2 separate regions of the Homo sapiens genome follow, and region 1 is linked to region 2. The links are chromatin contacts, found by POLR2A ChIA-PET in ENCODE. All regions are on one chromosome and are shown on one strand. Each heading gives the region's core, a stretch centred on a gene start or an enhancer-like site at or near the end of the contact. The rest is flanking DNA. Distances are from core to core; before and after follow the strand shown. Region 1 holds the start of MAT1A (methionine adenosyltransferase 1A). Region 2 holds the start of PRXL2A (peroxiredoxin like 2A).

Region 1 (2,700 bases), core at 39-2,538, 120 kb before region 2:
TGGAGGGTGGGGCCCAGCCCTCTGTTGTCTTGACAAGCCCTCTGGGGGATTCTGAAGCTCCCTGAAGTTTGAGAACCACTGTCCTACACTTGAGGCTCTGAATGTCCTGGTCCTAGTTCTCACCGTCATCAAGGAAGCTTCTCTCACTTCCGCACATCACAGTCTACCTACTTTTCAGGGACCAAAATCAATGCCTAAATTTTCTTCCTGTTTAGAAGGTCTTCTATTCTGCTCTTAGAGAACGTTACTGAGTCCCCAGCACCTAGAGGTCTACCCCAGCAGTGACCAGGGTGCAGGCTTTCATGCCTAAGTTGCACATGCTTCACATGCAAAATTTAGTCACCCATGGTCTTGTTTCAGGAACATTCCCTGTTGACTTAAATTGGCCATGGATAATAGATTAAAGCTTTCCTAAAAAAAAAATACATATAAAAAGTTAAGACCTGATCATATATTTTGCATGTGTCATACTCTTAGCCAGCCAGCTGCTACTCCCTGTCTTGGACCCACTGTGCTGGCGTGCTGGTGGTGGGCCACAGCACGGCTTCATCAGGAGGGACTGTTTTATGAAACTACTCCATGCTGTTTCTCTAGAGATCCCTTCTGGTAACTCACACACATTGCTCTGAAGAGCTCTGGTAAAAGTGACTCCTACAGGTACGAAGTTACAGTCAGATAGGAGGAATGAGCTCTGGCATTCCATTGCGCAGTAGGGTGACTGAAGGGCTAGAAGAGGGAATTTTGAATGTTTTCACCACAAAGAAGTAGTCAATGTCTGTGGCAATGGGTATGCCCATTATCCTAATTTGATCATTAAATGTTATACTCATGGATCAAAACAACACACGGTACCCCATAAATATGCACAATTATTATGTGTCAAATTAAAACCATTTGTAAGTGACTCCCTCAGTATAGGCTTGGAATGATCGTTTTCCAGTCAGTCCAAGACAGCCTACTTACCCGGGTGTCCCTCTCCCACAGACTCCGATGTGAACATGAAGACTCCTTCACTTAGAGAGTGGTCACACAAGCCATCCACCGGTCCATTCATCTTCTCACACTTCTCCACTCACGCTTCTTTCAGTGAACAATTTTGAGGCTGTGACTTTGCCTGAGTTTTTTTTTCTTCTTCTTCTTCTTCTTTCAACCCAACAGGCTTGTCTTTGGCAGAGCCACGGGGATCACTTCTGCCTAACTGCCTGTGAGCACGTGAGAACAGGCGAGGACTGCTGAGAAGGGAGGGAGTGGATGGAACACGGGATGTGTCCCTCCCTCCAGCTTGCCACAGCTTGCTCCTGAGCGACTCCTATATATGGAAAAGCGAAAGTGCCTGAAAAATCATGTGAGAAAATTGGAGGAGTCCATTTCCTAAGAGGGGGGTCTTCTTACCTGGAGGAATTTCAATTCTTATCCCTGACTTTCCAAACTCTAAGCACCTGGTCAAGGTAAGGTAAAGAAGGCTGTATAGTTCTGCAGAATTGAAGCTCCTTTGGGACTCTCCTTCAGCTCTTAGCCAATCTTGGTAGTGCTCCAGAGTTCACAACCCACCTTGGAGAGCAGGGGTCTGTGATCACCCAGAGATACAAGCAGGCAACAAGAAACTCTTTCTCAGAGATATGGTTTAGGCTAAGATTGCAACAGTGCCTTTGCTGTTGGGTGTCCCCTCCTCCCCTGCGTCTCATCTGGATTGGTCTCTTCCCATTCTATCTTCTCAGGGAGAGCAGGAGCACGCACCTGTATTCTGAGCCAGCTGTGATGTTACACAACAGATTCATTTTAGAGGAAAAGCTTTGAGTCCACGTGTTTCTGCTAACAGAAACCACCTAACCTGTCAACTTCTCTAAAAGGCTGGCAGGCATTTTAACAAGCAAGATCTTTAAAAAGTATCTATCTGGGGAGGTTACAGAGAACAATGTGTGTGTGTGTGTGTGTGTGTGTGTGTTTTTTTTAGAAAAAAATGCTTTTGAGAAATGGATTCATTACAGGGAAATTATCAAAGTCCAGTTTCCCAAAGCTTCCGGATTATAAACATCTACATATTCAGTTCTATACATGTAATAAACATCGTGTTCACATAACTCTTGCATTATTTTTTGCTTTGACCAAAAAAAGTAGTAAACAGGATTATATCTTTAGTTCATGTACTAAATGACAGCGTCTCACACTCTCAGATCCAGCTGCATCCTCAGACCCAAGGAACAATGGGGAATTGAGACCACAGAAAATGAGGATGGGTGGAGAAACCAGTTCCCACTAGAATGCAATAAAAAGTAATCAACCATAACCTTGTGCATCAAAGCTTGGACTGTGGGAAGCAAAAGTTAGGAAGCAATAGCCTCACCTAACAATTCTGGTGACCAAACCCCCCTCTGAGTTTATTATCAAGCATTTGGAAAAATTTTTTCTGGCACACATTCTGGTGCTCCAAAGCTTGAGTTTTGCTAACTGATGACCAAACATCATCCCTTCAGGGAATTAAAGCAGTATTAAGGTGACCTCTTCTGGAATAAAGTAAGGGATGTTACATATGCATAGCCAATCAACGGCATTTAACAAGGAGTGAACTGAAGTGCTTAGGCACAAGACTGTTGAAAGTTCAGAGAGGAAAAGGCCACTGGGAAGGGATGGACAAACGAGGAATCAAATAGGGACTTTAGACAACATCGCCTTGTCATTGCCAGCACACAGGACTCCTCT
Region 2 (2,700 bases), core at 34-2,533:
TTTTTTTTTTTTGAGACGGAATCTCACTCTGTCACCCAGGCTGGAGTGTAGTGGCACCATCTCGGCTCACTGCAACCTCCACCTCCGGGGTTCAAGCTATTCTCCTGCCTCAGCCTCTTGAGTAGCTGGGACTACGGGTGCGCGCCACCACACCCGGCTAATTTTTGTATTTTTAGTAGAGACGAGGTTTTGCCATGTTGGTCAGGCTGGTCTCGAACTCCTGCCCTCAAGTGATCTGCCCGCCTTGGCTTCCCAAAGTGTTGGGATTACAGGCATGAGACACCGAGCCCGGCCAACCACTAATATGTATCGTGAGTCAGCTCTGCTGTCTCTGAAAGTCCAACCTCCTACTTTTTGTTTTTTGTTGTTAAGACAGGGTCTTTTTTTTGTTTTTTAAAGACAGGCTGGAGTGCAGTGGCGCGATCTGGGCTCACTGCAACCTCCGCCTCCCGGGTTCAAGCGATCCTCCCACCTCAGCTCCAGAGTAGCTGGAAATACAGGCACGCGCCACTATGCCTGGCTAGTTTTTGTTTTTTACGTAGAGATGGAGTCTTACTATGGTGCCCAGACTGGTCTTGAACTCCTGGGCTCAAGCGATCCTCCCAAAGCCCTGAGATTACAGGCGTGAGCCAGCGCGCCGGACACAACCTCCTACTTTCATGAAAGAGTGGGCACTTCCAACAGGAGGAGTAAGTGGATGAGCGGTGTGTGACACACCCGCCTCAGCGTCGCCCGGAGTCCGCAAGGCTGCGGCTCACCGTTCTCTGCCCCATAGCTGGCATTGTGGAGTGAAAGGGAACGTGGGTGGAGGATTGAGGTTGGAAATTCTGAATCTGTACATACAGCTTGAAGGGGCTCATCGAATGTGTCGGTCCTTTAGATTCCCCCTGCCCATGGAGGTTAAAAAAAAAAAAAAAACCTATCAAAAGAGCTATTCAAAACCAGGCTGAAGATTGGAAGGAAGTTGGCCAGCCTCGGCTGCAGGACAGGTGCTTCCAGGCTCCATTAGGGGTGTCCAGCGCCTTCTTTTGCCCTAGGCAGCGCCCTGAAGAACGCGTCGGGGCCTCGGTTCGCGGACTTGAGGAGTGGACCGACCGAGCGCTGTGCGTAAAAGGACCGCTGGGGCACACGCCCGAGCGCCACCGGAGCTAGGAGACCGCGGCCCGGAGGTCGGCGAGTCGGGGGCAGGCCCGGAGCTCCTCCCACGGGGGGCGGGGCGGGTCACATGGCGGTGGCGCGGTAGCGCGCGATGCAGCACAGGCTAGAGGCTGCGCAAGCGCGGGGCCCGCCCCTGGGACCCTCCGGGCCGGGCGGTTTGGCCCCTTAGCGCCCGGGCGTCGGGGCGGTAAAAGGCCGGCAGAAGGGAGGCACTTGAGGTAGGTGCTGCGCGCCGGGGCTCCGCGAGGCACGTGATGTCCGTAGGCGGGGCCTGCCGCGGCGTAGGTGGGGAAACTGAGGCAGTGCAGGGCCGGTAGGGTGGGTGCTGGGCTGGTGAGGCGCGCCCCTCGGGCCCGCGCCAACTTTCTTAGGAGCCGCCGCAGCGCTGGCGCTCCCTCCGAGGACGACGACCCTTCCGCCACCCTGCGTGGCGGCCGATGGAAAAACCCTGCGCCCAGACGTCGGAGAACGGAGACGGGGACCCGGCGCTGCTGCGGCGGGCTAGGGCCCCCTCTGTCCACGCCCGCAAGCCTTGAGTGACGCCGGTGGCGCCAACCTTCGCGAATTGTTGGGACAAAGAACAGAGGAGAGGGCCCTGCCCTGGAGCATGGGCCCGGGGGCCGCCCTGCTGGACCAGCCCCAGGTGCGGACCTGGCAGTCCTCGTCCTCGTCTCTGTGCCCGCTTAGGGTCGTGTCTTTTAAGAGGGCACGGTTTCTAGCGTTGTTCAGCGTTTCGGAGGCACCTGTTCCCCCTCTTTCCCAAGAGTCACAAACGCCTGACTTTAAATTGGGTAGAGCCCAGTTGTAAACTTAACAGCCCTGCTGAGGTCTAGGAATGAAAAGATGAACAATCTGCCCCCAGGGTTGTTGCTGGAGCGGGAGGTGAAGGCGCAGGTGGAGATGGTTAGAGGCAAAGGAAGGGAAGTCAAGGCCCAGCCGGTCCAGGGCTGTGGGAAGGAGGCACACCCGGGAGTCCACTGCCGGACCGGGGTTCCCAGCTGCTCCTGCGCCTCTTTTCCTTGCCACATCATGCTGTCTGCACAGCCCAGCAACCCAGAACTCAGCTTTTTTGTTTGTTTTATTTTAATGTATTTTCCTTTGAACCTGGCAGGTGGTTTTTCAAAAAGAAAATAATCAAGATTTGTTTTGAAAAGCATTGTGAAAAAGTCAGCTTGAATAGTCTTGAATGCTCCTGCTCGGGCCCAGCTTTGGAGAATGAGGATTGGGATTTCCACTGCAGACCCCGACTCGTTACCATACTCATTCATCAGAAAACTCTTCATTTTGTGTACAAATAACGTTTTGAGGGTAATCATTGCTCTAGAAATGAAGAATTATACATCGTATTTATTGCACTTTTTGTAAGGTACCTCACAAGGCACCTCCTATACATTTAATCCTTTGATTCTTGCAACTCTGTAGAAGGTAATTAAGGAAGCATTCCCATTTTACTGATGCAAAACAGTTCCTTGTCCAGGTTTATACAGCTTGCAAGAATTAAAGTTAGATATTATTCTTGGTGTGGGCCTTTCCTATATCCCC

The links. ChIA-PET counts read pairs that join two places held with the same protein, here RNA polymerase II (POLR2A).
Region 1: POLR2A ChIA-PET joins it to region 2 with 30 read pairs in HepG2. The contact joins the promoter of MAT1A here to the promoter of PRXL2A in region 2. POLR2A ChIA-PET finds 5 or more read pairs at or near these places in 2 of 52 experiments (HepG2 and WTC11).

Annotation. Positions count from the first base shown.
Region 1 is chr10:80,288,370-80,291,069 of GRCh38, forward strand. MAT1A (methionine adenosyltransferase 1A) reads right to left here and starts at 1,289. Exons shown (of 9, transcript NM_000429.3): 1 at 964-1,289. The coding sequence starts at 1,054. RefSeq lists an enhancer at 1,124-1,418.
Region 2 is chr10:80,407,268-80,409,967 of GRCh38, forward strand. PRXL2A (peroxiredoxin like 2A) reads left to right here and starts at 1,284. Exons shown (of 6, transcript NM_032333.5): 1 at 1,284-1,376. RefSeq lists a silencer at 1,063-1,352 and an enhancer at 1,638-2,231.